Linked DNA regions of Homo sapiens: region 1 is linked to region 2. Evidence: chromatin loops called from intact Hi-C (ENCODE). Cell type or tissue: natural killer cell. All regions are shown on one strand. Each heading gives the region's core, and the rest is flanking DNA. Links, peaks and the distances in the headings are about the cores only. Region 1 overlaps MCM9 (minichromosome maintenance 9 homologous recombination repair factor). Region 2 has its middle 14 kb from the start of GOPC.

Evidence for each region. Peaks named below come from ENCODE experiments on the same cell type or tissue, not always from the same donor. Only the 100,000 strongest peaks of a DNase experiment are listed, where the experiment ranks them.
Region 1: it touches region 2 in a loop (4-fold over the local background); 2 of 110 quality-filtered maps call a loop at or near these places.

What each region holds. Positions count from the first base shown.
Region 1 is chr6:118,799,705-118,815,870 of GRCh38, reverse strand. It overlaps MCM9 (minichromosome maintenance 9 homologous recombination repair factor), which reads left to right. Exons shown (of 14, transcript NM_017696.3): 14 at 1-2,416. The coding sequence ends at 1,047. Among named protein-coding and RNA genes, the nearest start is that of ASF1A, 86 kb to the left of the region's middle. In natural killer cell, for the core only: a CTCF peak has its summit at 6,894; DNase peaks (open chromatin) are centred at 5,270 and 6,900; H3K27ac peaks cover 3,219 bases.
Region 2 is chr6:117,608,819-117,624,984 of GRCh38, reverse strand. It overlaps the pseudogene NEPNP. Among named protein-coding and RNA genes, the nearest start is that of GOPC, 14 kb to the right of the region's middle. RefSeq lists enhancers at 7,906-7,985, 8,006-8,615, 8,644-9,384 and a silencer at 8,645-8,939. In natural killer cell, for the core only: no CTCF peak of the experiment used is centred there; DNase peaks (open chromatin) are centred at 8,044, 8,554 and 10,584; H3K27ac peaks cover 2,285 bases.

The DNA of each region.
Region 1 (16,166 bases), core at 640-8,639, 1.2 Mb before region 2:
GACATTGGGTTGCTTCCATCACCAGGAGAGACAGGTGTTCCATGGAGGGCAGACAATGTGGAAAGTAACAAGAAAAAAAGGCTAGCACTAGATTCTGAAGCAGCAGTCTCTGCTGATAAACCAGACTCAGTACTGACTCATCATGTCCCCAGGAACCTGCAGAAGCTGTGCAAAGAGAGGGCCCAGAAGTTGTGCAGAAATAGCACCAGGGTGCCTGCACAGTGCACAGTCCCTTCCCATCCTCAGTCCACTCCTGTACATAGCCCAGACAGAATGCTGGACTCACCCAAAAGAAAGAGACCGAAATCCCTTGCGCAAGTGGAAGAGCCTGCAATTGAAAATGTTAAGCCTCCAGGTTCCCCTGTGGCCAAACTGGCAAAATTTACTTTCAAGCAGAAGTCAAAACTGATCCACTCCTTTGAAGATCACAGCCATGTGTCACCTGGTGCAACTAAAATAGCAGTTCATAGTCCTAAAATTTCCCAGCGTAGAACAAGAAGAGACGCAGCCTTGCCGGTGAAGCGTCCAGGAAAGTTAACATCTACCCCAGGAAACCAGATCTCCAGTCAGCCACAGGGTGAGACAAAGGAGGTGTCGCAGCAGCCACCAGAGAAACACGGACCAAGAGAGAAGGTGATGTGTGCCCCTGAGAAGAGGATTATTCAGCCTGAATTAGAGCTTGGGAACGAGACTGGGTGTGCTCATCTTACTTGTGAGGGAGACAAAAAGGAAGAGGTTTCAGGCAGTAATAAAAGCGGCAAGGTTCATGCCTGCACATTAGCCAGATTGGCAAACTTCTGCTTTACTCCCCCATCGGAATCCAAATCAAAATCCCCTCCTCCTGAAAGGAAGAACCGAGGTGAGAGAGGCCCAAGCTCCCCTCCTACAACCACAGCTCCAATGCGTGTCAGTAAAAGGAAATCTTTTCAGCTCCGTGGGTCCACCGAGAAACTGATTGTTTCCAAAGAATCCCTCTTCACTTTACCAGAACTAGGTGATGAAGCATTTGATTGTGACTGGGATGAAGAGATGAGAAAAAAGTCATAGTTGGGAAAAGCTTTCTGGTCAAATCTCACCTTCTTCAACTCCACAGAGGACCTTCAGGATATCAATATGGTATTTATAAATGTATAGAACAATTGGCCATATTGAGGATCACTCTGAATACTGGCTCCCCCTTAAGGCTTTCTAATTTCAGGTTAATCTTCATGACTTAAAAAGTTGTATAATCAGTTGAGGTCAGTGTGATACCAGCAGCTGAGCTGAATTAATTATGTTGTGCTTAATTTTACAAATGGAGTACTTGTATTCCTGTTCCTGAAGCTGTTTCTGTTTTTTGTTTTGTTTTGTTTTTAAGGGGGAGAGGTTCTTCCCTAGATTAATTTCTTCTTTCATTCACTCAGGAACAAATGTCAAGAAGGTAGCACTCATAAATCTAACAAGGCAGATGAACTCTTTTCTACTTTTTTTTTTTTTTTTTGTATTTTCACCTGGAATGGGCTAAGTACAGTGAATATAATCACTTGGATGATTTGCCAAAATCAGACTATTTTTCTAGTATTATTTTTGTATTGATTTGTGTGGATCAGGTTAAATGTGACTAATGCTTTTCTTTCTTTGAGAGGTATCCTTACAATTCCATGATGTTCTTAGAGATCTGGCCACTGGTCAAACAGTACCTTTCTGAAGTACTGACCTTCTGAGTTGTCCTTTCTTTCTTGAGCCAACATTTTGTACTTCAGATTCTTTTTTCTCTTGGGGGCCTACCTTCAACCAAGTAAAATACTGTGATTAGAAGAAGAGAGAGTATGAGCCAGGCACAGTGACTCACTCCTGTAGTCCTAGCTACTCGGGGAGGCTGAGGCAGGATGATTGCTTAAGCCCAGGAGTTCGGGGTTACAGTGAGCTGTGGTCACACCACTGTATTCCAGCCTGGGTGACAGAGTGAGATCCTGTCTCTAAAAATAAAATAAATGAAGAAGAGAGACTATGTGGTAGTCTCAATCAAACATCATGTCTCATCTACCCAGCTGGTTAATATGGAAATGTGATTCCTACTAAGTTGTGATTCACTTGTCTTTAAAACCAAGGAAATTATATACTGTTTTTGGTCAGAATAGATAACCTCAAGCTTTGTCTTTCTATGTGCTTTTAAAATCACTTATTCCTTTGGATTCTAATAAGGGTTATTAGGATTCAGTAATTATGGACTTTCTCTTCTGAAGTGTGAATTTGTAAACTGATTGTTTAATTGTCAGAGGGACTTTTGGACATAGAATACTCAAAACTATATGTATTTTGTTTAATTTTCACTTCATTCAATTCACGCATTGAAAACAAATTTAGAAAATCCAATTTTTCTTAAGCATTTAAACGTTCTAAAATTCACTAATAAAATTTTCTGAAAAAATTTAAACTGTGAGTACAAATTTAGTGTGGCTGAGTCTTGAAATGATTGGCCATAATGAGTACCATTCTCTGAAGTTTGAAACACCTTAAACAGCTGATAAAAGACATATATAAACAATGATTATAAAATTTATTATTTCTGTACCTGTTTAATAATTTACCAGTATACTATGATTCTTAATATATTCCTAATCTTTCAGTTTTATTGCTTTCCTGGGTTTCAGTGTTCTTACCAGAACTAAAGGAAAAGGAATGGAAGTGGGTTTTTGACCAGCTGAATCTTGATCTGGGCGTGGTCTGATTATTTAGATGAGGATGACTCAAACCTAAGCCACAGTGTGGAGCTGACTTTTTTTAATGGTAAATTTTTAAGTCCATGTCTTATGAATTTTTGTCTTTGAAACTTGGTATCTTTTGCAGTAATTATGTATTAGGTTTTGCATGGCTGACAGTACCTAACCTATTGGCATGTCATTAGGGTATTTTGATCTGTTATGTTATTTAAAATATTTGTATTCTTTATTGGGACTTTTGGTTTTAGAGGTTTCATTTTTAGTAATGAGAGATTTAATTTTCATAGTTACCTTGTCTCTTTAGGACACTGAGTAATTCATATTTTAAATTACATGTTGAATTGTCTTTCTTCCTTGGTCATTGTGTATGACTGCCAATGCCACCTTCTACCTGGTTATAATTTGTGCCCACCATGCATCCTATTATTTTGTGCTAATCAATCCACTTTCCATTTTAGTACCTTCTGTCAAGATTTGGCCAAATTACCACTTCCATATGTTTATTCTTTGGTACTTACCCAGATAGAAATAACTACATACCTAAATATTTTAAACAGACATAATTATTAGAAGAAATAAAATACCCAATACATATTGAATATCCCTTATCTGAAATGGTTAGGCCTGGAAATGTTTTGGATTTTGGATTTTTTTGGATTTTGGAATATTTGCACTATACCTATACTTACTGGTTGAGCATCCCAAATCTGAAAATCCAAAATCCAGAATGCCCCAGTGAGCATTTCCTTTGAGCATCATGTCAGTACTCACAAAGTTTTGGATTTGGGATTTTTCGATTAGGGATATTCAACCTGTATAAACATCCTTCTTACTAAAATGTTAAACTTCTATCACAGACTGTTATGTGTTATAACTGCCTCATTGTGCTTATATTTAATGCTCAGTCTCACAGCTTGGTCAGAGTCCCTTTATGTTGACCTGAATGTCCTTTCATCATTCTGATGCTTCTATAAAAGCATCCATGCTATCCGAAAACAACAGGATGTTCCATACCCATTTTGATTTCTTCATGCTCCATGTCATGGAGTCAGCTATCCCCAAGGTACTCTGTTTCCTTTGAAGGTCAGTAGTGTTAGAGACCAAACTCTAGGCCTCAGGGTCACCTGTTCAGGAGAGTCACTAATGGGCAAAAGTTCTTCCACTGCTGTTGGGTCAAGTTTAGTAGGTTCAGAGCTGGAAAGTGTTTTGATGTCCTGAGGTCATGTTTTATCCTGCTGTGTCCTACTTTTGTTATAGACGTGATTTCATGATGACTAAAACTTTCTCTTGTATGGTCTTTAATGTGTGTATCAAGGAAGCACATGGATTGTCTTGGGGGAATATGAACAGTCTCACAGGTCACATTTCTGTTCAATAAAGAGAGGTGTAAAAAATAACCTTTGGCCGGGTGCGGTGGCTCACACCTGTAATCCCTGCAGTTTGGGAAGCTGAGGTGGGTGGATCACTTGAGGTAAGGAGTTCAAGACCAGTCTGGCCAACATGGTGAAACCCCGTCTCTACTAAAAATACAAAAATTAGCTGGGTGTGGTGGTAGGCGCCTGTAATCCCAGCTACTCGGGAGGCTGAGGCAGGAGAATCACTTGAACCTGGGAGGCGGAGGTTGCAGTGAGCCAAGATCATGCCACTGCACTCCAGCCTGGGTGACAGAGTAAGACCCTGTCTCACAAACAAACAAACAAAAAACCTTTAATTCTGAATCAAGTTGCCAAAATATTTTGATTTCAGTCCCAGTGTACTTCTTGAAAACATTTTAATAATGTAAAATTATCTAAACACAATAAAAACTATACTTAATTTTATCTGTGAGAGGGCTAAACCAGAATTTAAATTCTATTGTAACTATATGAGATAATGGAATTTTCTGATACTGTAAAAGATTAATCTTCAGTGCATATGTAGTATTCTAAAATGTATAATAGGAATTTTATTGTAATTTTTGGTGTCTTATAGAAATATGAGCAAAACAAACATATTATTCTGATATCTTTAACTCTGTGGCTTAATGCAAATTTTAAACTTTTTTGAAGGTATACCAAAACATTAAACATTTATTCTTGGTTGACAAATTTTAATTCTAACAAACTTACACATTCTGTAGGCATACTTGATTTCTGTTCCTTCTCCATGTGCTAAACCTTCTGCTTAACGGGTGGAATGCTAGAGAAAATCCTAGGTTAACTCAGAGAGCTTGCCTTTAGCCAGTTCACAATATTTAGGAGTTCAGAAACTATCCAACCTTGAATTCTAGGTCACTAGAGACTTCCTGGGACCTGGTGAACCTTTCAGATGCAACTTACCAAACAACCAGTTTCCAAACCTATTAACATCACAATGTAGGAAGCTAAGCCAGTGCTTCTTCCTCAGTGTTCAAAACCATCCTCTGAGCTTGCTTTCCTTATTAACATTCAAGAAAGATAAAAGCGCCCTGGCTCACATTAGTACCCACTCCAATTGGGGTGTTCCTGTCAGTGTTCTGTCTTGCATGTGACATAGCCCCCCAGGTATACGGGGAGCCATTACCCACACACATCCTCTTCACTGTCACTCAGAGGACATGCACAGGAAGTGGTGGCAACCGCCCCTTATGACACACTCAGTAGTTCTTGTATCTGTTCCACTGCCACATCTCTTCCTTAAAGGCTTGAAAATGCATCTAAGGGTAATATTTGTAATAAAAGTGAACTTGACAGATATTAAACTAAATTTTAAAAAATTGTGTCTGTGAATAGTCCGGTGCAAGATACAGTTTAAGGGAGGAAATGGGATATACATACTGGGCCAGGACTTACCGAGAAATGAGTAATTTCTATATCTTGTGAATGCAAATTATTTTTAGGCCACTCTTCTTTATGTTTAGTTGGAATTGCAATTCCTTGGTAGAGGTGAACCGACAGAAAGCAAGCATTTGTATCAGGTGTGTTTTTATGTGGGAACAAACTTGGTTTAACTTACAGTTTTCATGATAAGCAAAACCAATGCTGGAATATTGCTTACTATTTTGAGATCTAACTTTTTCAGTGCTCAATAATACATAGAGTGCGAGGTGGGCAGATTACTTGAGGTCAGGAGTTCAACACCAGCCTGGCCAATATAGTGAAACCCCGCCTCTACTAAAAATACAATAATTAGTGGGGTGAGGTGGTACGCTTCTGTAGACCCAGCTACTTGGGAGGCTGAGGCAGGAAAATCGCTTGAACCCGGTAGGTGGAGGTTGCACTGAGCTGAGATTGTGTCACCGCTCTCCAGCCTGGATGACAGAGTGAGACTCCGTCTCAAATTTAAAAAAAAAAACAACATAGACTGGGTAATAGAACAAAACTAAGAACAAGGCAAATTGGGTTCTAGAACTAGCCAACAGTGTGGCTTCGCCGTCTTCAGCGGTCTTGTCCATAAAGGCTGAGGATCAGGCCTATCTATTACATATTGCTGAGTTACAGAAAAGGAAACCCTCAGAAGCTAGCTGAAATAAAGGCAAGTTTGCTGTAGGGATACAGCAGGGAGTCTCATTAAGGACAGGCAACAAAGTCTCACCAGGCCACATGGGCCCAGAACTGGAAAGTCAGGACTGAAACTGTTCCCTCAGCCTCTCCTGGATCCTCAAGGTCCCGTGTTGTTGCCTCTCTCAATGAGTGTGCTCCAGTTTCCTGTTCCTCCCAGCAGCCCCACGTTCTGTGCTCACTCAAGGCTTATCTGCTCCAGCTACCCTCTGGCTTTTGAACTACTTTGGGGCCTGGCTCCAGCTGTGACTTTCTCTGACCTTGCCAGATGATGCCCTACCTACATCTTTCTGATTCAAGCTTTTTAGTTCAGATTCTTGGTGGGTTCATCTTGGCTTGAAAGGGAGTAGAGGATGAGGAGAGTGGCCACCTGGTATAGACACAGCTGCTTGAGCTCTGGGTGGAGACAGTCTCAGAGAGTGTGGGGTGGGAGGCAGTGATTGGCCAGTCTACCGCATCTCTATCTCCCTGGAGCTTTTGGTTTAAGGTTCTATAATTATACCACTTCTATTGATTCTATTATAATTACTGAATTAAGAGAGCTTTAAGGCACTTGGGTCATCTTTCCCAAGGAGCTAGGTAAATTCCTGACCTGATAGCAGCTAGGTACCTTACAGGGATTGCAAACCACTTTTGGCTATACGAGAAGTGCAGCTTAGGCCACAGGCCACAGAGGGAGCTACTTATTGTGTCACTAGTTATCAAACTTCCGTTTTCCTGTGTATATATTGCTCACCATAACTACAGCATAGCTGTTAAAAATACTTAAATGAAAGTCAAAGTAGATGGGAGTATGTAAAGAGTATTACTCTGAAATATGTTTAGGAATAATCTCTGTGGTTAAGAGATACATATATTATTTTCCAGATTTTCAACTTTACAATTGCCAATAAAACAGGGACTAGATCCAATATGAGGAGAGGAAAATGCGAAAGTGTCTTAGGCCTGCTTTAATCCTGTTTAAAATTGTAGAGGAATGATAGTCAAGAATAATTTTAAACTGAGGAGTAATGCAATTTTGACCTCTAATGATCTTATTTAATCACTCTGGGAAATGAAGTTGCTTTTTCAGCAGGAGAATTAAAGCTATTTTGAGGGATCTTGCTGCCTTTGAGGGGACTCTGTGAATGGGGGAATGATGCTGTAGCCTGGGGCACAGTACATCCCTGGAGAGACTCCCTTGTTTGTAGACTTTGCCCCTAAGAACTAGTAACAGTGGAAAGAAAATTGTACAACGTGATCCATCCTGAATGAAAAGGTCCCTGCCAGACACTGTCCAGTTGTTTTTCTTCCCACTAATCATTACTTCTTCATAAAGGTTACAAAAGCAATGAAATTTTGATTTTAAGTACTTATTTGCCCCCAGTGAAATTTTAGTTACAACATAACAGTAATATCAATCATCATAAGATTAGTACTTAAGGTTTTCAAGACATATTTAATATATGACAACATTAATATTCACACAACTAGTACTATTTATAGATCAGGTGATACCCTATTTTACAAATGAGAGAAAAGCTCCAATGTTTAAATGATTTTTCTAAAAATGTCTTTTTACTTGAAAGAAGATGAAGTTCTGGAACATATGTTTCTTAACTCCTTCCCTCCTTATTGCTCCATTGAAAATAATATCTATTCATAAAGGGTAAAAGTTATCTATTTTGGTTGTTTGCTATGTGCTAGTTATTCGCCTAGCATTTTTCAAGTATTAACTCATTTAATCCTCACAACAATCTATGGCATAGGTAACATTATCCTCATTTTACAGATTAGGTAATTGCATCTTAGAGACACTAAATAGCTTGATCAAAGTTACATTACTAGCCAGTGATGTGACACCTATGTTAATTCATAAAGTGAGAGGAAAATATTACCTACAAGGAACTTCACTTTGCCCTGCTCTTCATCCACTTCCCACTGCCACACATCACCTCTGCTGCAGTCTGCACCATGTGTCCTGCCTTCTCCCCATTACAAGACATGGGTTATCCATGCTCTAGCCAAAGAAAGCCTTCCACCTGCCTACTAGATCCCATCCCCTTTGCCCCTCATTCCTCTGGGACATAGCTCCAGCAATTTTCTCTGCACTCCTGCTTTATCAGTGTACCCCTTCCACCAGCATACAAACATCTTGATATCTGTCCCATCTTAAACACACCTCTCTCGACCCTACTTCCGTCTTTTAGCAAAACTTTAGAGGAGTTGGCTATTCCCCTTGTCTCTAATTCTTCTCTCCTGAACCCACTCCAGTGGGTTTTTGCCATTACCACTGCATGGAAACTCCTATTAGGGTCATCACTGACCTTCAATGCTCGATTTGCAGTCCTTATCTTACTTAATTCTACACAGTTGATTACTTCCCCCTCCCCGAAATCCTATGTCACTTGGTTTACAGGACATTATATGCCTGTGATTTTCCTTGCTAATGTCTTCTAGTCTCCCCAGCTTTTCCACTCCTTACCCAGTTTTCTCCACGTCTCTCGGATCTTGAATGTTTGAGTGACCCAGGGCCCTTTTCTATTCCCACCCACGCCCTTGGTATTCTCTTTCAATCTTCAGGCCCTCAGCACCCATCTTACGTGATGGTTTCTTTCCTGAACTCCAGACTCCTATATCTAACTTCTATTCAATATTTCTACTTAAGTATCTAAAGGCCATCTCAACTCAACCTATTCCAAATTGTACTCCTGCTCTCATTCCCCTGAACTTGCTCCTTTCCCAGGCTGGTCCATCGTGGTAAATTAAATGGAGACTTGATCCTTCCAGTTGCTTAGGCCAAAAACTTGTCATCTTTGACAATTTACTTTCTGTTGCACCTCACATTCAGTCTGTTAGAAAATTCCATGGCATCTCTATTAAAAATATATCCAGGAGCCGATCACTTCTTCCACAGTTACTGTATCACACCCGTTCAAGCCACCATTATCTCTTGCTCTGCCACTCCACCTCCCTACAGGCCATTCCCAGCACAGTAGTCAGTGATCCTGTTCATAGGTAAAGTCAGGTCATGTTACTTACCTCAAACCTTCTATCAGCCCATCTCACTCTGGGTAAAAGCCAAAGTCTTTATAATGATCTCTAAGGCCCTACTTGTCTGGCCACCTACTACCTCTGACATTGCACACCAGCCTCCTTGCTGGTGCTGTAATATTCCAGACATGATCCAGCCTCAGGGCCATTTTACTTGCTGTTCCATCTGTGTAGACTCTGTTCCCCTGAATTATCAGGGAATCACACTCATATTCATCAAGACTTTGTGAAAATGGCGGGGCATGGTGTCTAATGCCTGTAATCCCAGCACTTTGGGAGGCTGAGACGGGTGGATCACTTGAGGTCAGGAGTTCAAGACCAGCCTGACCAACATGGTGAAACCCCATCTCTACCAAAAATACAAAAATTAGCCAGGCATGGTGGTGCACACTTGTAATCCCTACTACTCAGGAGGCTGAGGCAAGAGAATCGCTTGAACCTGGGAGGCGGAGGTTGCAGTGAGCTGAGATCGAGCTCTAGCCTGGGCAACAGAGCAAGACTCTTTAAAAAAAAAAAGACTTTATGAAAATGTCATCTCTCAGTGATGCCTAACCTATTGAAAATTGCAAAACATTCTTCCTCTTATCCAATTTATCATAGCATCTTTACCATCTCATATAAAAGTTATTATTTTATTGTTCTAGGTACTAACCAAGGATGAGGGAAATTGAGAATGGATAGTAGAGGAAAGAGATGACATCAATTGCTCCTTCCAGATCAGCTGCCGTGGTGGAGGCTGTGGCTCATGCCACATCTGGCACAGTACCTGCAATTGGCACTGCTGGTTGGTGGAACTTGGGGTACTCTACTAACGTCTTCCAGAATCTATCTGATTTGTGTAGGGGCCAGACATAATGACTTACATTTGCTGGGGACTACCACTCTGCTTCCTTTAGGTTTTTAAGGGTGGCACTAACTTCTGCCATTTGCCCCAGGAAGTTTTTAATTTGCAGTCTTGCCCAGAGGGATGTGTGGAGGCAGCTTGAGAATCCTTTCCCACCGTGATAGCTTTTGCCACAGGCCAAAGAGCCAATGTGAGCATGTGAGTGTTCTGCCCACTCCACCTATTGTCCATTTCAGTTATACTTTCAAGGACCAGGGACATAACCATGGCCTTTCCTCCAGTCAGTGGGCTCTGAGTCCAAAAACTGGTTCAGGTACAGAAGCTGGTTAAAAAATTGTGACTTTTTTTTTTTTTTTTTTTTTTGAGACAGAGTCTCACTCTGTCACCCAGGCTGGAGTGCAGTGGCATGATCTTGGCTCACTGCAATCTCCACCTCCCGGGTTCAAGCGATTCTCATGCCTCAGCTTCCGGAGTAGCTGAGACTACAGGCCCGCACCACCGTACCCAGCTAATTTATTATTATTTTTTTTTTTTTGGTAGGGACGGTGTTTCACCATGTTGGCCAGGCTGGAAGAATTGTGACTTTTTAGTGGCACAGCTGCCTTCAGCCACCTCCTTTCTTCTGGCTGTATTGATTAGGGGTCTTGTTAAAAAAACACAGATTGCTGGCCCTACCCCTGGAGTTTCTAATCCAGTAGCTCTGGACTGGGGCCTGAGAACTGATATTTCTATCAATTTCTCAGGTAGTGCTGATGCTGCTGGTAGGGAACTGCATTTCGAGACCACTGGCACAGATTCTGCAATACCCTTGTTGACTTCCCTTCTGTCTTGCCTCTAGGGATTCTAGCCATTTCTATAGATCTCTGTGAGTCCATTGCCCTACCTGCCACTCTGACCTTGCGGCTTACTGAAACATTTGCTTCTACCTTGCACCTGACACTTAAGCATTGTCACCTGGCCTCTGTTTTATTCTGGGACCTTTTGTCTCCATATTGACCAATCATTAGCTGTGGGCTGCCCTGGGGAAGGGGGCATGGCTTTGGGCTGGGACTGTCTGCAGCTGAAGGCAGTCTCTGGAGGGGGCTTCAGCTGTGAGCTGTCAGCTGCCAACACTCTCAGCAGCTGGAAAAAGTGGGCTCATCAATCTTCAACTGGAAATGTGGGCAGTGCACCTCAGCATCTACTCCCGTCTGTCTCAGGCCAAGACTGGGGTAAGAGGAGTGGGGCACTTGCCTCAGGCACAGAATTTAAGGGGACACAAAACATTCAGTAATCCAGATAAATATTTTGGCACAATATTTTAAAAAATCAAAACAAAAATTCATGACAGATTATCGGATTTTTAAATAATAGACAAGATCAGTGTTCCTGATTTCTCCTTTTGCCTTTGGGCGCTGATGTGGCCTAGCATGGCATGTCTTCTCAGGCTGCATGAGGGCGGGGCTTTTGCCTGCTTTGCTCACTGATGTACCCCCAATGATTAGTGGTGTGTCTGGGCATAGTAAGTGTCCGATAAATATTTGTTGAATGAGACATTTAAAATATTTGAGGGAAGAATTACCATTCAGCTACATTTCTCATTTCTCATCTCTTTCTTTCTCCCAGCTTTTCCCACTAATGTTGACTGAACACAAGAGGCTGTTTTCACATTAGAGTCAGACTTGAGGGGGAGCCATGTGTGACTTAGGGAAAATATCTGGCCAAAATAGGATGCAGTTCACTATAAAGGGCAATTGTGAGGTGTGAATGTTTAAAAATATTTTTTCTTTTTTTATTTTAGAGACAGGGTCTTGTCCTGTCTCCCAGGCTGGAGTGCAGTGTCACAATCATAGCTTACTACAGTTTTGAAGTCCTGGGCTCAAGTGATCCTCCCACCTCAGCCTCCCAAATAGGTAGGACTTGGGAGACTGAAGCAAGAGATGCACGCTACCATGTCTGGCTCGTTTAAAAAATGTTTATTGTAGAGACAGGCTCTCAGTATGTTGTCCAGGCTAGTCTTGAACTGCTAGCCTCAAGCAATCCTCTCACCTTGGCCTTCCAAAGTGCTAGGATGACAGGCATAAGCCACCATACCTGGCCTAATGATACCTTCTTAATTGATTTCATTGTCAGATTTAATGGATATATGTAGTGTGCTTCATTGTATTAACTCTTGTCAGCTTATATAATTATGAAGTAAGAGTTTTTTAAAATGCTCAAAAATCACCCTGCCCCCAAGTATAGATGGGTTTAGAATTCCAGGACCAAAAGTGGAACAGAAAGCCATGGTACAGAGTGGGAAGAGTAATGGTCAGCAGGTGTCCCCTCCGCTGCCGCCCACCCCCCCACCATGCTCCCTGTTTCAGTGGGATGGAGGGGAACCCTGAGGGAAGCTCGAAGGCAGAGGTTAGTAGATAGAGCATCTTCCGGGGTAGCTGGCAGCATTTTGGCACATGATGCTGGAAGAGGATGTGGCCGGAGCTGCCAGGCACTGAATCCAGTAAGTTCTCTCCCTACTGGGGGAGCCTATTGTCACCATATCCTACCTTCCTTGCACCCAGAGCCAATTCTAACTTGTTTTTTAAGCCAATGAAAGGAACTTGGGACTGGGCGTGGTGGCTCACCCCTGTAATCCCAGCACTTTGGGAGGTGGAGGTGGGCGGATCACCTGAGGTCAGGAGTTCAAGACCAGCCTGGTCAACATGGCAAAACCCTGTCTCTACTAAAAATACAAAAATTAGCTGGACCTGAGAAATCTCAGAATCCGGTGAGCTGAGTAGTCTTGCCCCTCTCCGGAGCAAGAGCAGAATACGAAGACTGCTAGGGTGTTGCTGGGCCTCGTGGAGTGTAAGGACCGCAGTCCTCCCAGGCTTGGAGAGACCTGGGGGAGTCCATGATGGTGAAGATGTGGGAGGGTGGAGGAAGTGACTGGGACTGAGCACCTGCTGTGTGCTAGGCATCATATTAGACACTTTGTGTACACACACACACAATAGTTATGTGCCGTACAACAGTGTTTCTCTCAACAATGGAGCACATTTACCATGGTGCTCCCATAAGATTGTAACAGAGCTGAAAATTTCCTGTCACTTAGTGATGTCTTGATGATCCTGACCCTGTATAGGCCTGGGCTAATGTGTTTTTGTTTCTTTGTTTTTAACAAAACAGCTTAAAAAGTTAAAAAGTAAACAGCTTTTGGAATAAAGATATAAGGAAAAGTAATTTTATACAGGTCTACAATGTGTGTTTTAAGCTAATGTTATTATAAAAGAGTCAAAAAATTTTAAAGTTTAGAAAGGAAAAAATTTACAATAAGCTAAAATTTATTGTTGAATGAATATATATATATATAATTTTTTTGAGACAGGATCTTGCTCTGTTGCCAGGCTGGAGTGCAGTGGTGTGACCATAGCTCACTGTAGCCTCGAACTCCTGGGCTAAAGCAATCCTCCTCCCTCCCAAGTAGCTAAGACTAAAGGCACATGGCACCACACCTGTCTGATTTTTAATTTATTTGTAGGAATGGGATCTAACTATGTTGCCCAGGCTGGTCAAATTCCTGGCTTAAAATGATCCTCCAAAGTATTGGGATTACAGGCATGATCCACTACATCTGGCCCAGAAAAATATTTTTAAAACAAATGTAGTGTAGCCTAAGTACACAGTGTTTATAAAGTCACGGTAGTGTATGGTAATGTCCTAAGTCGACATTCACTCAGCCGTCACCTACTCACTCACTGAGAGCAACTTTTAATCCTACAGGCTCCTTTCATGGTAAGTGCCCTATACAAGTGTGCCATTTTTGTCTTTTTATGGTATTTTTACTGTACCTTTTCTGTGTTTAGGTATATTTAGAGACACAAATACTTATTTGTGTTACAATTGCCTACAGTATTCAGTGCAGTAACATGCTGTACAGGTATGTAGCCTAGGAGCAATAGACTACACCATAAAGCCTAGGTGTGTAGTAGGCTATACATCTAGGTTTGTGTAAGTGCACTCTATGATGTTTGCACAAAGATGAAATTGCCTAATGATGCATTTTTCAAAATGCATCCCCAACGCTAAGTGACACATGACTGTGTATGTATAATAGATACAAGATATACAGAGAGATATTTATTTAGTTCTCATAGCAATTCTGTGAGGAAAGTATCATTAGCCCTGCTTTACGGATGAAAACAGGATCAGAGGGGCTCAGTGAATTTTCTAGGTCACACAGCTAATACATGGATTGCAGTGGAGCTGGAACTGTTTGGTTCCAAAGCCCGTGTTCCATCAACCATCTTAGGACAGCTCCCAAAAGAAATGTGACCGTCAGAGCAAAGGCAGGGCATGACCAGGTAGCCGAAGTCATAAGGTTTCTTGGTGCATCTCCCATTCACTCACTGTTTGCTTCCGGAAAGAAAAGTGTAGGGCAGCCCTTTCCTGATGTGTACTAAGCTACAGCACCTGTGTCGAGATGAGAGTGAGCCAAAGGGCACTGGTTGGTAGGATGAGGTGGAGGAGTATTTTAATTTTTGGAATTTGGGAAGCAGACAGCTTTACTTTGTAAGGTTGGAACAGCAGCAACATCCATTACATATAAACCAAAAATCTTTACTATTTCTAAATTTCCTAGATTGCTATTATTTGGTCCTAAGTTGAGTATTCGTTCCACAGAAAGTGGTAATTATTCCTCTACATGCAGACCTCAGCAGCTGCTCACACATTCCAGAGCAGGGGAGTCCTTGCCTTGGGCTTGGTTCAGCATCTAAGAAATACAGTGACATTGCAGGGTGGCAGCACCTGGCGACGCAGGGCAGAGCCGTCCACGTAGAGCACATTGAGAATGACAACCCTGGAGGATGGCGAGGTGTGGCCCTGCAAAAGATTCCTTTTTATTTTCCATCAAATGTGCTCAAATACTATATATTTTTTCATGAACAACTTTTCCTCGCTCAAAAATTAACAACTAGACCCTGGAGCACCACCGTGAAAGGGTTTTTGTTTATTTCCTGCTCTTGCTTGCTTCGAACAATGATTGCTCTAACGGCTGAATAGTCAGCTCTGGAAACAGTATCTAGGTCAGCCTGTCCTTTTTGCTGCTTCCCACCACTAGGGGGCAGGAAGTATCTGATAAAGGAACTAAAAAGGCTGGAAACGCGTGCATTGACAAGCAAAAGCCGGAGGCTTGCCTGCTTGCAATTCTTATGATGAAAACATTTCTTCAGAAATCAGCCTCATTTGAGCACTTCTGGCAGACGCAGAGGCCAGCTGAGGAGTGGGCCAGGAGAAGGGGAGGGCGCCTCAGGAGGCGTGTCCTTTGATCATTTTGGAAAAACCGCTCTATCTTCTGAAGACTTTGAAAATGCATACCTAGAGAGCAAGGCTGCGACAGGGCTTTGAAACCCCCTGAGCCATGAGGTCAAGGTCCATTTTATAGAAACCTGTAATCTGAAAGAATATACATTTAATAATGTGATTCTTTTGGGAGGTGGGGAGCAGGCACTCAGATTCCAAATCCACAGGTCCTCAAAGGGATATTGTTCATCAGAAGCTTTTTTTAAAAAAAATCCCAGAATCCCACACAAGTGATAGACTGCACAGAGCGATGCACAGTTTAGCATCCATACAGGTGTGAGGATGGAGAGAGCACTGGATTGGGTGCCTGGCTGCTGCTACTCACTAGTTTTGTGACCGCCAAAACCTAAGCTGCTGTACACCAGCAAAGCAGCACAATATCTCCTTTGTCGGATTGCAGCATCAACAACAAGCATTTATCCAGCCCCTACTGTATGCCAGGCACTGTGCTAGGCACTGGGGAGATGATGAATGATAAGATAGGCACGGTTGGTCCCTGCCTTGTGAACATGACATCCCAGTGAGGATTTATTATTATTATTATTATTATTATTATTATTATTATTATACTTTAAGTTTTAGGGTACATGTGCACAACATGCAGGTTAGTTACATATGTATACATGTGCCATGTTGGTGTGCTGCACCCATTAACTCGTCATTTAACATTAGGTATATCTCCTAATGCTATCCCTCCCCCTTCCCCCCACCCCACAACAGGCCCTGGTGTGTGATGTTCCCCTTCCT
Region 2 (16,166 bases), core at 4,072-12,071:
TTACTTTAGGACATGAATTTACCATACAATATTATTTCTTATATAAAACATTTTTCTTTATAACTGTCTTTGCATAGCTAGGGGGTAAGGCTAATATCACATATCCCCAGGCCTTATTTAGAATTTAATGCCTCCAAAAGAAATTGAGTAATTTCCAAAAGTCAAAGCAGTTTATGGCCTTAAAGCATTAAGCAAACCTAATATCTGACCTGCATGATTTAGACTAAATGTATTTATTTTATTAATAATCTTTAAAGCTGTGTTTATTTCCCAAAGATTACTAAAGTTACATGAACTAAAAGTCATTACAGTTTTTTTCTTCCAAATATTTTATATAAGCACTTTGATTTAAGCCAGTTAATTAGAGCTCTTATATATAAACATTACACACACAACACATATATAACTACACAGACAGAAGAAGATTACTACAGCAGTTGTAAGACTTTTCATTTGCCAGTTTTAAAGTTTCTTAATTGGATTACTGGCTTTAGGGTGGAGTCCTTGAAAGAACAGGGCCAGGAAAGGGTCTCTGGTGTCTTCTGTTTTTCCCAAGGAGTCCCAGGCTCTTAGAGCTTCAATATTCACTTTTAATTAAGCTGACTTTTAACCATAGCACTCTTTAACAAAATCCTTTTAAAATTTCTTATTACCTAACTTTAGCCAGGCCAAACAGCTGATATTTCTGGCTTTTAAACTTTACCAAAAGTAACCTCACAGGTGCTTTGAGAAAGGAAAATTCAAGACAACTGGTGGAGGGGAAGAGAATCAAAAAATGGCCAAGTTCACCCAAATATCAACCAGAAAGGCTCATCCCCTAAGCTAGGGATTGAACCCTGAACTCAGGCCACCATTGTGAAAAGAGAAAGCACGGCCACATGGTTACAAGTTCAATCTCCCAAGTACATAACTGAACATTTTGCTGGGCCATCTTGAACATCAGGCTTATGGGGTTTTAGGCACGCATTTTATCCTAAGGTACCACTCTTTATTACAGAACAATAGAGAAAGACACACAAAGCACACCAGATTCACTACAGCTTAAGACCAGCCTCAGAATTTTTTCATATTAATCAAAACTTTACAGAGGAGATAAGCAGTATCTTTTTACCCCTCATTTAACCAGTTTGCACAGAGAAAAAGAGGGAGAAAAGCCAGAAATCTGACTACCTAGGAATTCTAACACTTTTGCCAGCATACTAGGCTTCCCTAAGCAGCCCTAGTGACCTAGCTTGCTGCACCATCAACCTAGGGGCCAAGCCGCATAAAAAAGGAAAATTATCTTTTTTTTGTTCTGCCCAGAGCAAAATATGTGTGATGAAACGTAGACATTAGCCACTCTGCTTAACTCCCAATATCAAACTGTCAAGGCTTAAATTTGCCCTCAGATGAGACCCCCATCATCTTTAATCCAACCTCTGACTAGGAATTTCAACACGTGGTTTCTGGGCAAGATGGTTGCCCTGTGTAACAGAAAAGATAGGAAAGGAAAAGTAGAGAGAGAAAAGTATTGCCTGTGGCAGGGTGGGGAAGGTGAATAGCTCAAGGAGGCCAGATAAAGACCTACCCACTGCAGTGACACTGAAAAGTTCAGGCAGCCACTTGTCAGTAGCAAAGGGATCTTTTCCAGCAGTCCCATCAGGTCTCAAGTTTCCCCTTTTGGGGAGGAAAAAGCTCCCCATATCCCATGGTCCTGTAAATGCCTTATCCTGTCACCCATATCTGTCAGAAAAAAGTGTAAGACAGATTAATCCAAAGGGAATAGCGGTTAACATGCCATAGTGCCAAACCCATTCTTAGCCAAAAGGGACTTTACTGAGAGCCCTCATTTTCAAATGTACTTCAATGAATTGTTGTTCATTTGGAATGTTCTACAGTAAGTTACCTTTAGTAAGATTTTGCCGTTTCTGTAAGACTTCACTGCCTTCTGGGCATAATGTATAAGCTAGAAAGAACTCAGTTTTCCAGAAATTAAGGATCCCATTTTTACCTAAAATATTGGCTTTAATCTCAGGTTCTCTTGATTGACTTAGCCAATGATTTTTCCTAAGCATGCAAGCAAAAGGAAACAAAGGGGTAGAACACAAAAATCCCCATGAATTTTCAAAAGCCAAATTTTATAACCCCTGCAATATTACTGCTTAATACCAGTTCCTTTCTGACCAAGTCAGATATATGGAGCCTCTAACTTAATCCAAGCCAGTTAATTCCTGGATCAAATCCATTCCTGGACCCAGCCCAGATTCTGTTGTGACTTAAACCCAGTTTGGATCAGAAAGTTGCTTGAAGAAACTCAGAGGGCAAAAAGCACAAATCCATGGAGCTCTGAAATCTGAGAGAGAGGGAGCTTACCCATCATCCCCAGCTGCTCTGAGAGATTAATGGACAAAAGTGGGTCCTGCAGGTACCTTGTTTGTTCACTCAATGCTCCTAGGGCTTGCTAGAAGCTCTACTTTGGATCCCACTTCTGATACCGTCTGATAACAGAAAAACTTCAGCCAAAATAAATTTAAAGGAGTTTAATTGAGCAATGAGAGATTCATGGATCAGGCAGCCCCCAGAATCACAGCAGATTTAGAGACTCCAGCACAGCAACATGGTGGAAGATTTATAGACAAAAATGGGAAATGACATACAGAAATCAGAAGTGAGGTACAGAATGGCTGGATTGGTTACAGGTTGGCATTTGCCTTATTTGAACACAGTTTGAATACTCAGCACTGTATGAATTGTTGAAGTATGGCTACTGGGACTGGCTAAGACTCAGCTATTGTTACAGGCACATACTCCTAAGTTAGGTTTTCAATATTGTCTACCTATTAAACTAGGTTGCAGTTCGTCCACATGGCCTCATATATAGAAGTACAGAGTCCCTTCTCAGGCCATATTTAGTTCGCTTTAACAGGAGAAACTTAGTTTACAGTTCAGCTTTGAAACAAACACAATAACAGTTTTTTCCCAAAACAAACCTTACAATTGTTTGAAATGCTTGTTCCCCGGTGCTGTAAAGAAATAGCACTTGAACATAAATTTAATTTACTCAGCAAGGCCATTTTTATACTTTCTGTAGAAAGGATACACTCGCTAGCAGTTTTGCCAAGACAGCACAAGGAACAAAGGAGACAGGGTTATTTATAACCTGACGTGTCCACCCTACCACTCTGTCCAGTTTCCACTGGCTAGAACGGGACCTTACATTCTGTATTTGTCCTGATTGGCTAGCAACTTAGAACTTTTTAAAAGAAGTAAAGGTAGATGAGAACAAAGGAAGGAGGAAGTAACTTGTGGAATACTGAGAAAGGTAAAAACACCTTCAAATAAGGAAGAGGAATAGGCTGTGACCTAATGCTTGCTTGGACCAGTATAAGCATGCTAGGGCAAATATTTAGGCTAAATTGTGGGAGCTAAGAACATAAAGTGTATTGATTTCTTTATCATGGCTAGCAGATATTTAAGAATGTTAGCACAGGTCTTTGAATACATTTTGCGTCTAACCGAGAAGTTACTATTTATTCCTAATTAAATGGGGAGGAAAGTCTTTGAAGAGGAACCTCTATTTACTTTTTACAATTCCCCCTTTTTATTTTATAATTCCTCTTCAAACTTCTTTAATATGTTTTGACTTAATTGCTTTGTTTGTCCTTCTAAGAGAAGTAATTTTTCCAAATAGGGTGGAGGAGAGTTAGGAGTTAACTCTGTAAGAGTGGTAGAGACAAGTTTTTGTATAAAACTTTGAAGGCAGTGAATAATATAACAGCCTACAAGAATAAGTACACCAATAACAAGAACAAACAAGGTGAGAATTGATGTTAAAATTTTATTTTATCCACTGAACCAATGTTTCATCATTTTAGAAAAAGGGTTATTTATTTTAGACTTTTTGGCAAGTTTATCAGATAGGGCTGTTAATCCTTGTAGCGCTTTTGTCATAGTTCCGTCGGGGCAGTATTATTAGGAACAAAGGTACAACATTGAGTTTTAATTATGACACAAACAACTTTTTTTGCTAATGTTATATTTAAAGCTATTCTATTTTTCTAGGCCATCTGATTTCTAGGTCCTAATTGCTTAGCTATCTCTTTGATGGCATCCCCAGTGTAATTTATGAATCATTGCTGATTGTAATAGATATAGTTTATGTAGTCTAATTTTTTTTTATTTACCTACCGGAACAACGTGGATTTAAATTCTGCAGCTATTTGATTTTGTGCTTTAAACTTATTTGGCATTCTCACAGGACCTTAATAGCATTCATGTAAACCTGAGGATTAAAGGATTCATAAGGAGTTTCCTTTGGCCTGCAGTGTTTTGTTTTTACCTTTTCAGATTGATGAAATGCCAGGGTGAAGGGGATAGCCAATTGGATTAGAGCCCAAGTACTCCTCCAATTATTTGGCAAGGTGTCCAGTAAAGGTCCTCCACAGTACCACCATACATTTGCTTGGGGATGGCTAAGCATGGATGGATGGGCAAGCTCTTGGAAAGGCTTGAGCTCCTTGCATCCTTTTATGCTTCCAAGGAACACCAAATTTTCCCCCTCCCATGAGATGCATGAAGTAAACTTGGCATTTAGAGGTGGAAGCTGGATTGCCCTCAGGGGCTGACCTGCAGGGTGTTGAATTTCAGGAAATTGCAGAGAGAGCTCAGCATGATGGATTATCCCAAGCAGTGGGATTCTGAAAAAGACCCACCATACAGTCCATATCTGGTTGACGAGGAGACCATCTGAGTGGAAAGGGGATAATCTGGGCCTCTGGCCTACCATGCGTACAAGCGTAATAATCGCTTTTATTTAAAGTGTGAACAGAGTATTTAATCCATTCCAACCAGGCATTTGCATCTTGATATTTTGTCTTGATGGCTAAGGTCTCTCTTAGCTCTATTATTTTTACAATAGGCACCCTAGTTTTATTAGATGTAGGAGCACCCGGTGTGGGATCTAGAACTGAGGCTACTGAAGAAGGGAAGATGGGGGAATAATGCATATTTTAAAAATACCTAGGGGGTCTTTTCCATTTATGTCAATCCCCATACCATAGAAGTGACTAAGGGCAGGTCTAGAGTTAGTTAAGGTAGAGGTGGTGATACAGAGAAGGACAGGGTTACACTGATACGGCTGACAGTCACAAGGGGTAGCCGTTTTAGTGAAATAGATGAGGGGTTTTAGATCTGCACAAATCTTTTTCGTGGAAGTCCAACTTTGCTCCTGAGTAGTTTAAAGGATGGAGTCCCATTTACTACAAGGTTGCCAGGCCGTAGGAGCAGAAAATCAGCATCTTGGCTTTAGGTCATTACAACAATGAGTGCTAGGGGAAACTGTGTCAATTAGAGGGCTGGGACATAAATATTTGTGTAAAAAGGCTAGCTGTTATTGATCTTTTACATTTCCACAAGGTATGACAGAGCAAGCATTAAAGGCAATGGTCTAAGGTGTGTCAGACTTAGTTATATTAATAACAAAGGAACTAGTGACAGAATAAGGAAAGGAAAGGAAGCAATATAGAAGGTATATGAAAGTTAAGCTTTCTTTAACTTAGGGCCTGATCCTAGTACAGTAATGCATGATTCTGAGAGGAGGATGTTTTCTTGACTTGAGTATGTTGGGTCCATTTTTCTCTTGGCTGTGTGGACGGCAGTCTCAGTGGTTAACAGCATAAAATAGGGTTCTTCCCAGGGTGGCTTGAGGTTTTTCTATGTTTTGATAAGGACTTGGTTTTCAGGCTGGTGCTTGTGTGCTGGATTTCTAGGGGTGGTACCTGTACTAAAAGACTTTTAGTTCCAAGGGAAGGGAAAGTGGAAGATAAATTAAGTATATAATTTCTGCTGCATATCCTGGGGCTTGAGGCCCCATGGTGATGCCTCCCACTCCATTCCTGCTCAGCACCACCCAGGGCATGCTGCAGCCCTGCTCCCTTTTAATGTCTTGGCCTTCTTGTGGCCTTCACCGCCCCTGCACACTGTGGCCTTGGGGTTGAGGGGCCTTGTGACTTACCTGGCTGCCTTTTGGGACTTAAGAAAGCTAAACACCAGGCTGGGTGCGGTGGCCCACACCTGTAATCCCAGCACTTTGGGAGGCTGAGGCGGGCGGATCACGAGGTCAGGATATCAAGACCATACTGGCTAACACAGTGAAACCCCATCTCTAATAAAAAAAAAAAAAAAAAAAAAAAAGCCAGGCATGGTGGCAGGCACCTGTAGTTCCAGCTACTCAGGAGGCTAAGGCAGGAGAATGGTGGGAACCCAGGAGGTGGAGCTTGCAGTGAGCCGAGATCACACCACTGCACTCCAGTCTGGACGACAGAGTAAGATTCTGTCTCAAAAAAAAAAAAAAAGAAAGAAGGAAAGCTAAACACCACTTTATATTTGACAATGTTTTTTGTATGATTTTATACCAGATAAGTTAAATTTTACCTTTATATTAATGTGCTATTAATGTGAAACTTAATTTTTATAAAATCTTATTGTCATTATTTCCACTTTTAATGTCTGACTATAAGGTAAGACTTTTATAGACTCTTTTTAACTTTTTATAATTTTTGTTAAAGAGCAGGTTAGTGCTTTAAGAAAAATTTACTGTGCTTTTATGTTAATGTCCAGTTCACAGAAAAACTGGATGATACCCCTTTAGCTTTAGCCAATATGTTTACACAAAGAATTTCCTTTACAATTAACATTTTAAAACTTGTTTAAACCTTTAAAACAAAATTTTTTAAACCTTTTAATGTAGGTAAAAATCCATATTCTTATGCCTCCTTATAATCCTGTTATTAAAAGTATATTTTATCTTTCTTACATACCTTGTACATAATCTGGGTTTTTAAAAATAATTTTACATCCAAGAGGCCTAATTATTTAAATTATACAATATTTCTTGCATAAATTCCCTTTTATAGCATTTCTTATGACTTTCACAGACAATCTTCAACATGTCTTAACTTTCTGCCTTCCTTTTACATTATTTCTTTTCCTAGTTTCACCCTCTGTGTCTTCCTTTGATTTCTGTCTCCTCCAGTTTCTCTCTTTCTTACTCTTTCCCTTGATTTCTCTATCATTTGCACTCTATTTTCCTCTCTCTCTGTGTCATCCCGTTTCCCTTTCCCCTCCCGAGTTCTCCCACTCCTGCCACCAGCGGGGCCAGGCCACAGCATGGGCCCCACCCCTGTGCACATGCTGCCATCTATTTCTCCTATTTTTTTTTCTCCCAATTCCCCTTTTTGCTTTTTTCCTTTCTTCTTACTTAGTTTCTCGGGGTGGGTGGGATTTGCGCAGCTGCAGTCCGGGCCCCGGGCAGTCACCAGCCCAGAGGCTTGGCAGATGCCTGCCACAAATTGCAAGAATTATGCCCCTTTCACCTCCTCTGCTCTCCCCCTGGCACTGGTCCCTGCCCTCTTTTTCACATAGAGCCAGGCTGGGGAGTGGGACCTAACTCTTGGCATGCCTGCCTTGCTGTTTGGTGCTGTGCTTGCTGTTTTTGCTTTCTTTCTCTCTGAATTCCTCTCCTAGTTTCTTTTTCCTCTCTGCTGGTCTTTCCTTTGTCTTTGCCAGTGACCTGTGCTGCTGTTTTCCCCTCTCTTTCCCCTTCCCCTAGGGGAGGGACCAGCGGGAGTGGAGCTACTGTTTCTTCCCCTAAAGGGAAAGAAAAGGGGGTTCTGAATATTTTTCTTACTACGGGAGGTTTGTGTGAGGTTCAACCCCACTCATGGGGATTTCTCACCTCTTTCTTATGTTCAACCCCCCCCATGGGGATTTCTCACCTCTTTCTAAGGTTCAAACCCTCTCGTGGGGATTTCTCACCTCTTTCTGAGGTTCAAAGCCCCTCATGGGGATTTCTCACCTCTTTCTGAGCTTCAACCCCCCCTTCCCATGGGGATTTCTCACCTCTTTCTGAGGTTCAAAGCCCCTCATGGGGATTTCTCACCTCTTTCTGAGGCTCAACCCCCACCCCCCATGGGGATTTCTCACCTCTTTCTGAGGCTCAACACCCCCCCATGGGGATTTCTCACCTCTTTCTGAGGCTCAACCCCCCCCCCCCCCCCGTGGGGATTTCTCACCTCTTTCTGAGGCTCAAACCCCCTCGTGGGGATTTCTCACGTCTTTCTGAGTTTCAAATGCCCGTCATGGGGATTTCTCACCTCTTTCTGAGGTTCAACCCCCCCCATGGGGATTTCTCACCTCTTTCTGAGGTTCAACCCCCACCATGGCGATTTCTCACCTCTTTCTGAGGCTCAACTCCCCCTCATGGGGACTTCTGACCTCTTTCTGAGGCTCAACTCCCTGCCATGGGGATGTCTCACCTCCTTCTGAGGTTCAACCCCCCCTCATGGGGACTTCTCACCTCTTTCTGAGGTTCCATCCCCCCTCATGGGGATTTCTCACCTCTTTCTGAGGTTCAACCCCCCCTCATGGGGATTTCTCACCTCTTTCTGAGGTTCAACCCCTCCACGTGGCTTTCTCACCTCTTTCTGAGGTTCAACCCCCCACATTGGGATTCCTCACCTGTTTCTGAGGTTCAGCGCCCCCCACCATGGGGATTTCTCACTTTTTTCTGAGGTTTAACTCCCCCATCCTGCCCACCTCATGGGGATTTCTCACCTGTTTCTGAAGTTCAGCCCCCCCATGGGGATTTCTCACCTCTTTCTGAGGTTCAAGCCCCGCCCCCATGGGTATTTCTCACCTCTTTTTAACCTGCAAGACATCCCGACTAAGGAATACTTCACGGCCCTGCTGCGGCTTTCTTTCCCTAGTCCCAACTAAGGAATGCTTACCGCCCCTGTGGTTTCTCTCTCCTTGGTATGTCCTAACCAAGGAATGCTTTACAGTCCTGTGGCTTTTTCCTTAGTCCCGACCACCAAGGAAATACTTTACTGGCCCCTGCGGCTTCTCCTTCCTTGGTCTGTGCATGGAGTTGTCACCACGGTATGTGGCTACCTTGCTGGCCAGTTTCTTTCTTTTCTTTTCTCTGCGTTGCTGAGAGTCCGAGTTTATTCGTCACACTGGGTGGGTCTCAATTTCTCATCCCTGAGGCCACCGCAGTGAGGCAGAAGAGCACACTCCCTCAGGAGAGAGGACTGGAGACCGCCCCTGGAGAAGAATACATCCCCATATGGATTGCCACCGAATTGTTTGAAATGCTTGTTCCCCAGTGCCATAAAGAAATAGCACTTGAACATAAATTTAATTTACTCAGCAAGGCCATTTTTATACTTTCTGTAGAAATGATACACTCACCAGCAGTTTTGCCATGAGAGCACACCGAACAAAGGAGACAGGGTTATTTATAACCTGACATGTCCATCCTACTGCTGTGTCCAGTTTCCACTGGCTGGAATGGGACCTTACATTCTGTATTTGTCCCGACTGGTTAGCAACTTAGAACTTTTTAAAAGAGGCAAAGGTAGAGGGGAACAAAGGAAGGAAGAAGTAACTTGTGGAATGCTGAGAAAGGTAAAAACAGCTTCAAATAAGGAAGAGGAATATGCTATGACCTAATGCTTGCTTGGACCAGTATAAGTATGTCAGGGCAAATATTTAGGCTAAATTGTGGGAGCTAAGAGCATAAAGTGCATTGATTTCTTTATCACAGCTAGCAGATATTTAAGAATGTTAGCACAGGTCTTTGAATAAATTTTGCTTCTAAGAGAAGTTACTATTTATTCCTAATTAAATGGGGAGGAAAGTCTTTGAAGAGGAACCTCTGCTTTACTTTTTACATCTGTGGACTAGACCAGCTAAAGCTGCAAGATTAGAAGTTATGGTAATCTTACTAAATTCAAGATGTAGCTATCTTTATTAAACCAATATCAATGTCTTATTTATTAAAAATTACACAAGCAAAGATCATTCTGTCTTGGGCCGGGTTTATAGTTTCGTAACCTCTATGCCCAATTTTGACACCTTGTAGTATTTGGCAGGGATAAGTATGAAATTGCTTGATTAATAAATGCAACAAATATGTATGCTGGCAATTCTTCAGACATTTCTAATATTACTTTACCAATAATTTTAAAGCTAGCTTATTTACTAAAGATTTTGCTTATGTAAATAAGAAAGCATTTGACTAGTCTTTTCTTTTTTCCTGATAAAGGATCTGATTCAAGTGTTTTTATTTTCTTAAGCCAATTAATTAGACCTCTTTTATATCAGTAGTGAAATATTGTGTTGGCAATGCATAAATACCTAAATGTATTAGGCATGCCGATAGAAGTACATTTTATAGATTTATAAAAACCTTTTATTTTTCCCTATCTGAGACTTTTGTATTCTTGATAACCTGTTTCACAACCCTAGGCAGTAGTCAGTTAAATAGCCTTAAATTTGCATGTTAAAGTAAAAAACTCAAGTGAAATTCAAATAGCAAAATTTACATCATAAGGTACAGAAAGAGTAAGTTTGGTGGTGCTGTAGGAAGATTAAAGGTGGATGCAAAATCAAACATAAAATTATAGAAATCTATCATAGGATTGTATAAGGAGACCAATCTTATTTAAATAGGGACTATCTATGGATCTCCAAGCTCTGGGCAGAGCCCATACTGAATTGTAAATCTTCAAAAAGGGAAAATTATTGTGAGGTTAGACCATGTGATGCTTTTACACTTGAAAAAAAATTTTTAAAGACACTTTTAAGTGTCTAAACCACACTCTTCCTTTAAAACCCAAGAGTAACTTCTCTTGTGGTAATGATTTTAGTCAAAAATAAAAAAGCAGTTAACACAATATAAAATTAAGCAGTTTAAGAACTGAGACATATGTGGCTAGGTTGCTGGCCAGTTTCTTTTTTTTTCTCTGCGTTGCTGAGAGTCCAGGTTTATTTGTCACACTGGGTGGGTCTCAATTTCTCATCCCTGAAGCCACTGCAATGAGGCAGAAGAGCGCGATCCCTCCTGAGAGAGGACTGGAGACCGCCCCTGGAGGAGAATATATCCCTGTAATTAAATAGATTCCCCATAAGGAAAAACAGGTTTCTCCCCAAAAGGGAGTCTGGTGCCTTCATTTTCTTTAAGGAGCCCCAGGCTATTATAAACTATTTTAAGTCCCTTATGCAGCAGAGGGTGCAAGAGAAAGGAGAGACAGCAGAAGTAAATGAAGAAAACAGAATTCAGTCAACTGAGGAAGAAAAAAACAACTTTTGCTCAAAAAGAGACATGGTTTTAGGAGAAAAACAAAAACAAAAACATGAAGGCCTTTTAAATACGGGCACACACATATGCACACACACACACACACACACATCTTGGATGTTAGCTTTTAATTAAGCTGACTTTTAACCACTGAGTTGCTTTAAAAAAATCTTTTAAAATGTCATTACCGTATTTCAACTAGGAAAAATTGCTGCAATTTCAGAAGTATAGCCATTGCTCTTTCAGCTTGATCTGGCTAGTAAAAGGTGGCCTTGTTATGTAAATAAAGCCCCTTCGTAGTCAAAATGAAAAATCTTTCCTCTTTTTTTTCCCCTTTTGCTGGCCATTTTTCCCCCCCGACCACACCACCATTTTTTTTTTTTTTTTTTGGTAGGAATTTAGCCACTTCAGAGGCCTCGTTCCCTGTAATTTGGAACTTCCTTCAGATTTAATCAGGTCAGATAGAGCTGATCAAACCCAGTGGTAAAAAGACCAAAACAACAACAAAAATAGAAACAAACAGCAGCAAATAAAAAAGTTAAGCAAAACAAATGATCACACAACTTATATAGTTACTGAGCGCTCTAATGGTAAGGAGAAATTAAGACCAGCTGGTTGTTAATCTTAACTTTAGCCAAGACAAACCACAATTCACTTACTTATCTAGGATTGGGTCTCAAGCTGAAGACTGCTCTCTACCTTCCTAGAAGCAGGGAAAGAAAACTTCTTCTTCCCGTTGGAAGCAAGCTCAAACTCCCCAAAGGAGTTACCTGCTGTTAGATATGAGTTCTAAATTTCTTTTCAAATAATTAATATGTCAGTATGTTCAATTCTTTGCCTTCTACTTTTAAATTTAACTTCCTTGTAAAGCAACATTTTTCGATTACCTACTCCACCCTGACTCATTTTGATCACCTGCTCCACCCTAACTCATTCCAATCACCTGCTCCACCCTAACTCATTCCAATTACCTGCTACCAGCTCTGCCCTGACTCCCACCAAAGCACTCACTCCCTCATTCTCTTTAAATTAGCCAGCCAATCAGAATTAGCTTAGCCAGTGCTGTCTAACCCTAGCCAATAGGGGAACGACACAACAGCAGGGGCCACGTGCATCAGGGATAAGAACCCCTTCCCCTCCCTTGTCCAGGTGTGCGCTCACCATTGCTCCAACTGTAAGGGTGCACCCTTCTATAGAAGTACCTTGCCTTGCTGAGAATTAAACGAAAATTTTACATTCGAGTGCTATTTCTTTTGCGGCACCAAAACTTTATATATAACACTGCCTACCATCGTAGTGGAAGCAGAAAAACTTGCCTTCCTTGTGTTGGAAACAAGTAAAACTCCAAAAAAAAAAAAAAGTTGTACAGCAAAATAAACTAGTTCTCAACCAAATTTTGGGAGATCAGGGATTCTCTGGAGGGGATGCTTCCAGGCCTCAGCAAATTGTTCTATTGGTTTGAGTCATAAAGATTGCTGAAGCTGGTACCAAGCACCCATAGGAGATTTGTCAAAGGTGAGGGACACCTACACTCAGAATCCCTCCTTGGTTACCAAAATGTGAACCCCCAAATTCTGAGACAGGTCTCAGTTAATTTAGAAAGTTTATTTTGCCAAGGTTGAGGACACACGCCCATGACGCAGCCTCAGGAGGTCCTGATGACATGTGCCTAAGGTGGTTAGAGCACAGTTTGGTTTTATACATTTTAGGAAGATATGAGCCATCAATCGACATATGTAAGATGAACATTGGTTTGGTCTGGAAAGGTGGGACAACTTGAAGCAGGGAGGGGGCTTCCAGGTCATAGGTAGATAAGAGACAAATGGTTGCATTCTTTTGAGTTTCTGATTATCCTCTCCGAAGGAGGCAATCAGATAGGCATTTATCTTAGTGAGCAGAGGGGTGACTTTGAATAGAATGGGAGGCAGGTTTGCCCTAAGTAGTTCTCAGCTTGGCTTTTACCTTTAGTTTAGTGATTTTGGGGGCCCAGGATATTTTCCTTTCACGGAAGCTAAAAGTTTCTTTGATCAAATAATCAATTTATTTTATTTCCAGAGTAAGGATTTCTGTGTGCTTTTCTCCAAAGACTTGTATTCTTTTTAATAATTGTTTTTCCTCTGTTTTCTTTAACTATCACAGATAAGGAATGGTAAAGAGATTTTGGTAACTATTCTGACTTTCAGAACACTTTGTTGTTTCTTTTGTTGAGTAATAGAATTTCTTTTTGATTTTTAGAATTTCTAGCAATCAAAGTAATGCTCAATGAAAGAAAATTTGGAAAAAAAAAAAAAAAAAAAAAAAAAAAAACAGCAAGGAGGGAAGAATTGTCACCTTGAGTCACATCCCAAAGTCAAACATCACATTTCCAGTTTCTTCTTTTCTATGCTTAGGCTTTGAAAAGACAAAGAGTAATACTTATTGCACATGTTTCTGCATTACTATAAAGGTAAATACATATCCAGTTACTTGAAATAAAATGCCTGCAAAATCCTGTCCTCTCATCTGCCATTGATAACAGCAAATTTTTCTGTTATGCAGCACAGTGATGAGTTCCATTCTTCATCCTTTGTTGGTGACCATAGGATTCCTTTTTCTTTGAGCCTTGAAATTACACTATATAATTTTTTTCTTCTTTTTCATGGCATTTCTATACCTTTACTGCAATTCTAGCATTATTTATAATATTTTACACTGTGAAGTTTTATTTTCTCATGTTTGTAAACATACTCATAACTTTACATTTTATTCTTTTCACTATTATATTTTTGCATATTATTTCAGTTTCTATAAATAAAAACTTAAATGTCTAAATAATAGTCCATCAAAAGTACTGTCTATAATTTAACTACTTTCTAACTAGTGGAGTTTTAAGTTGTTTTTTGATTTTAGCATTATAAATGTAAATAACTTTGATCATAAAAAGCTTCAGAATGTTTTGAAGAATAAAAGATCTGTCTTTTCCCAGAACATACCTATTTATTTAGGTTAAGCTGAAAAGTCAATTTTTTTTTTTTTGATAGCAGGCAAAGTCTTGTTGATACTTACAGACTGCAGAGAAAATATAAAACAAAGGTACAGCCTTTATGCTTGAAGGACATACATGTTTTGTTGTTCCTCTTCTAGAGATGGCAAGCCTGTCTCATCTTTATTATGCTAGGAGGAATACAGGAGCTGCCACCATTGCTCAGCTTCTAGTTCACTTTCTGCCGACTTTTGGAGTTTTCACACATTGACTAAGGACCACAAGTATAAAGCTCTCGTGTTTTTATCTCTGGAGCTTAAGGCTAAGTGTGAAGCATGCAGTACTTTTTTCCAAAGATTTTAACAACACCTTACATGATTGTTATTACTTGACTCCTTTGGGTAAGAGGGAACCAAGTGAAGGAACAAGGGTGCCTCTCAAGTATGGCAACTCAACGACACACCCAGCAACTGTGTTCAAAATAGAGCTCAGAATCTAGCTTTAGTCTTTCAACACAAGAAAGATAGCAATCTCAAGAAATATGCTTTGTATTTGAATTTGGATTGGAGTAGATTGTTTGTTCAGATTCTCTAGGCTGGATACTCCCTCTCATTTTATTTTTTTTAGTTTTCTTTTTTTGAGATGGAGTCTCACTCTATTTGCCCAGACTGGAGTGCAGTGACACAATCTTGGCTCACTGCAACCTCTGCCTCCCTGGTTCAAGCCATTCTCATGCTTCAGCCTCCCAAGTAGCTGGGATATCCCTCTCTTGCTTTCTTTATCCTTATTTTCCCTCTCTCTCTGGAAACTTTTCTATTTTGTTTTATTTGAGATAGACTCTGTGTTACCCAGGCTGCAATGCAGTGATGTAATCTTGTCTCACTGCAACCTCCACCTCCCCAACTTCACTCCTTCAGAGCAACTGAGACTACAGGGGTGCCACCATGTTCTCCACTGGAAACATTATTTTTGATTATCATCAAAATACGGGGGAGAGGGGCAGTGTTATCGGCCTCTAGTGGGTAATGGCCAGGGATGCTGCTTCACTGTGGGGGCTACAATGCACAGGATAGCCCCCACAATGAAGAATTATGGAGTCCAAACTGTCCATAGTGCCGTCATTAAAAATGCTGCTGTACATAACAAATGTGTACCTCTATGAGATGGATACTGGCCTTCCCTGATTTATTAAAAGCAAAGGGCAAGAAATAATTGGCCTAAACTCTGAAGTTACCTAATATCTTGCATGTAGTATTTTGAGAGTAATGACCATAGAAGGCATATCATACCAGGATAAATAAATATGCGGAAACTTCTGTTGTAGTTAGGAGGAGAATTTGGCAGCGCCAGGTACTCACGCCTGTAATCCCAGCACTTGGGGAGGCCGAGGCAGGCAGATTACCTGCCATCAGGATTTTGAGACCAGTCTGGCCAACATGGCGAAGCCCTGTCTCTGCTAAAAATACAATTAGCCGAGCCTGGTGGCGCACACCTGTAATCCCAGCTACTCAGGAGGCTGAGGCAAGGAGAATCGCTTGAACCCGGGAGGCAGAAGTTGCAGTGAGTCGAGATTGTGCCACTACACTCCAGCCTGGGTGACACAGTGAGACTCAGTCTCAAAAAAAAAAAAAAAAAAAAAGGAGTATTTAACTTTGTTTTTGATGTGTGGATCATTTTTATTACTTTCATAGGATGTCAGCACTGGAAGGAACTTTAGAGATAATCTAATCAACACCACATTTTTCCATTGTACACAGGAAACTGAATTCCAAAAAGGAAACGAACTAACTCAAATTTTCCCTGATCTGGAATTACAAGCATCAGCTCATTATTCCTGCAATAAAACCGATTGGCCAGGAGCTAAACAGAAGACTTCTAAAAAATGAAAACCCCTGGCCGGGCGCGGTGGCTCACGCCTGTAATCCCAGCACTTTGGGACGCCGAGGCAGGCGGATCACGAGGTCAGGAGATCGAGACCATCCCGGCTAACACTGTGAAACCCCGTCTCTACTAAAAATGCGAAAAATTAGCCGGGCGTGTTGGCGGGCGCCTGTAGTCCCAGCTACTCGGGAGGCTGAGGCAGGA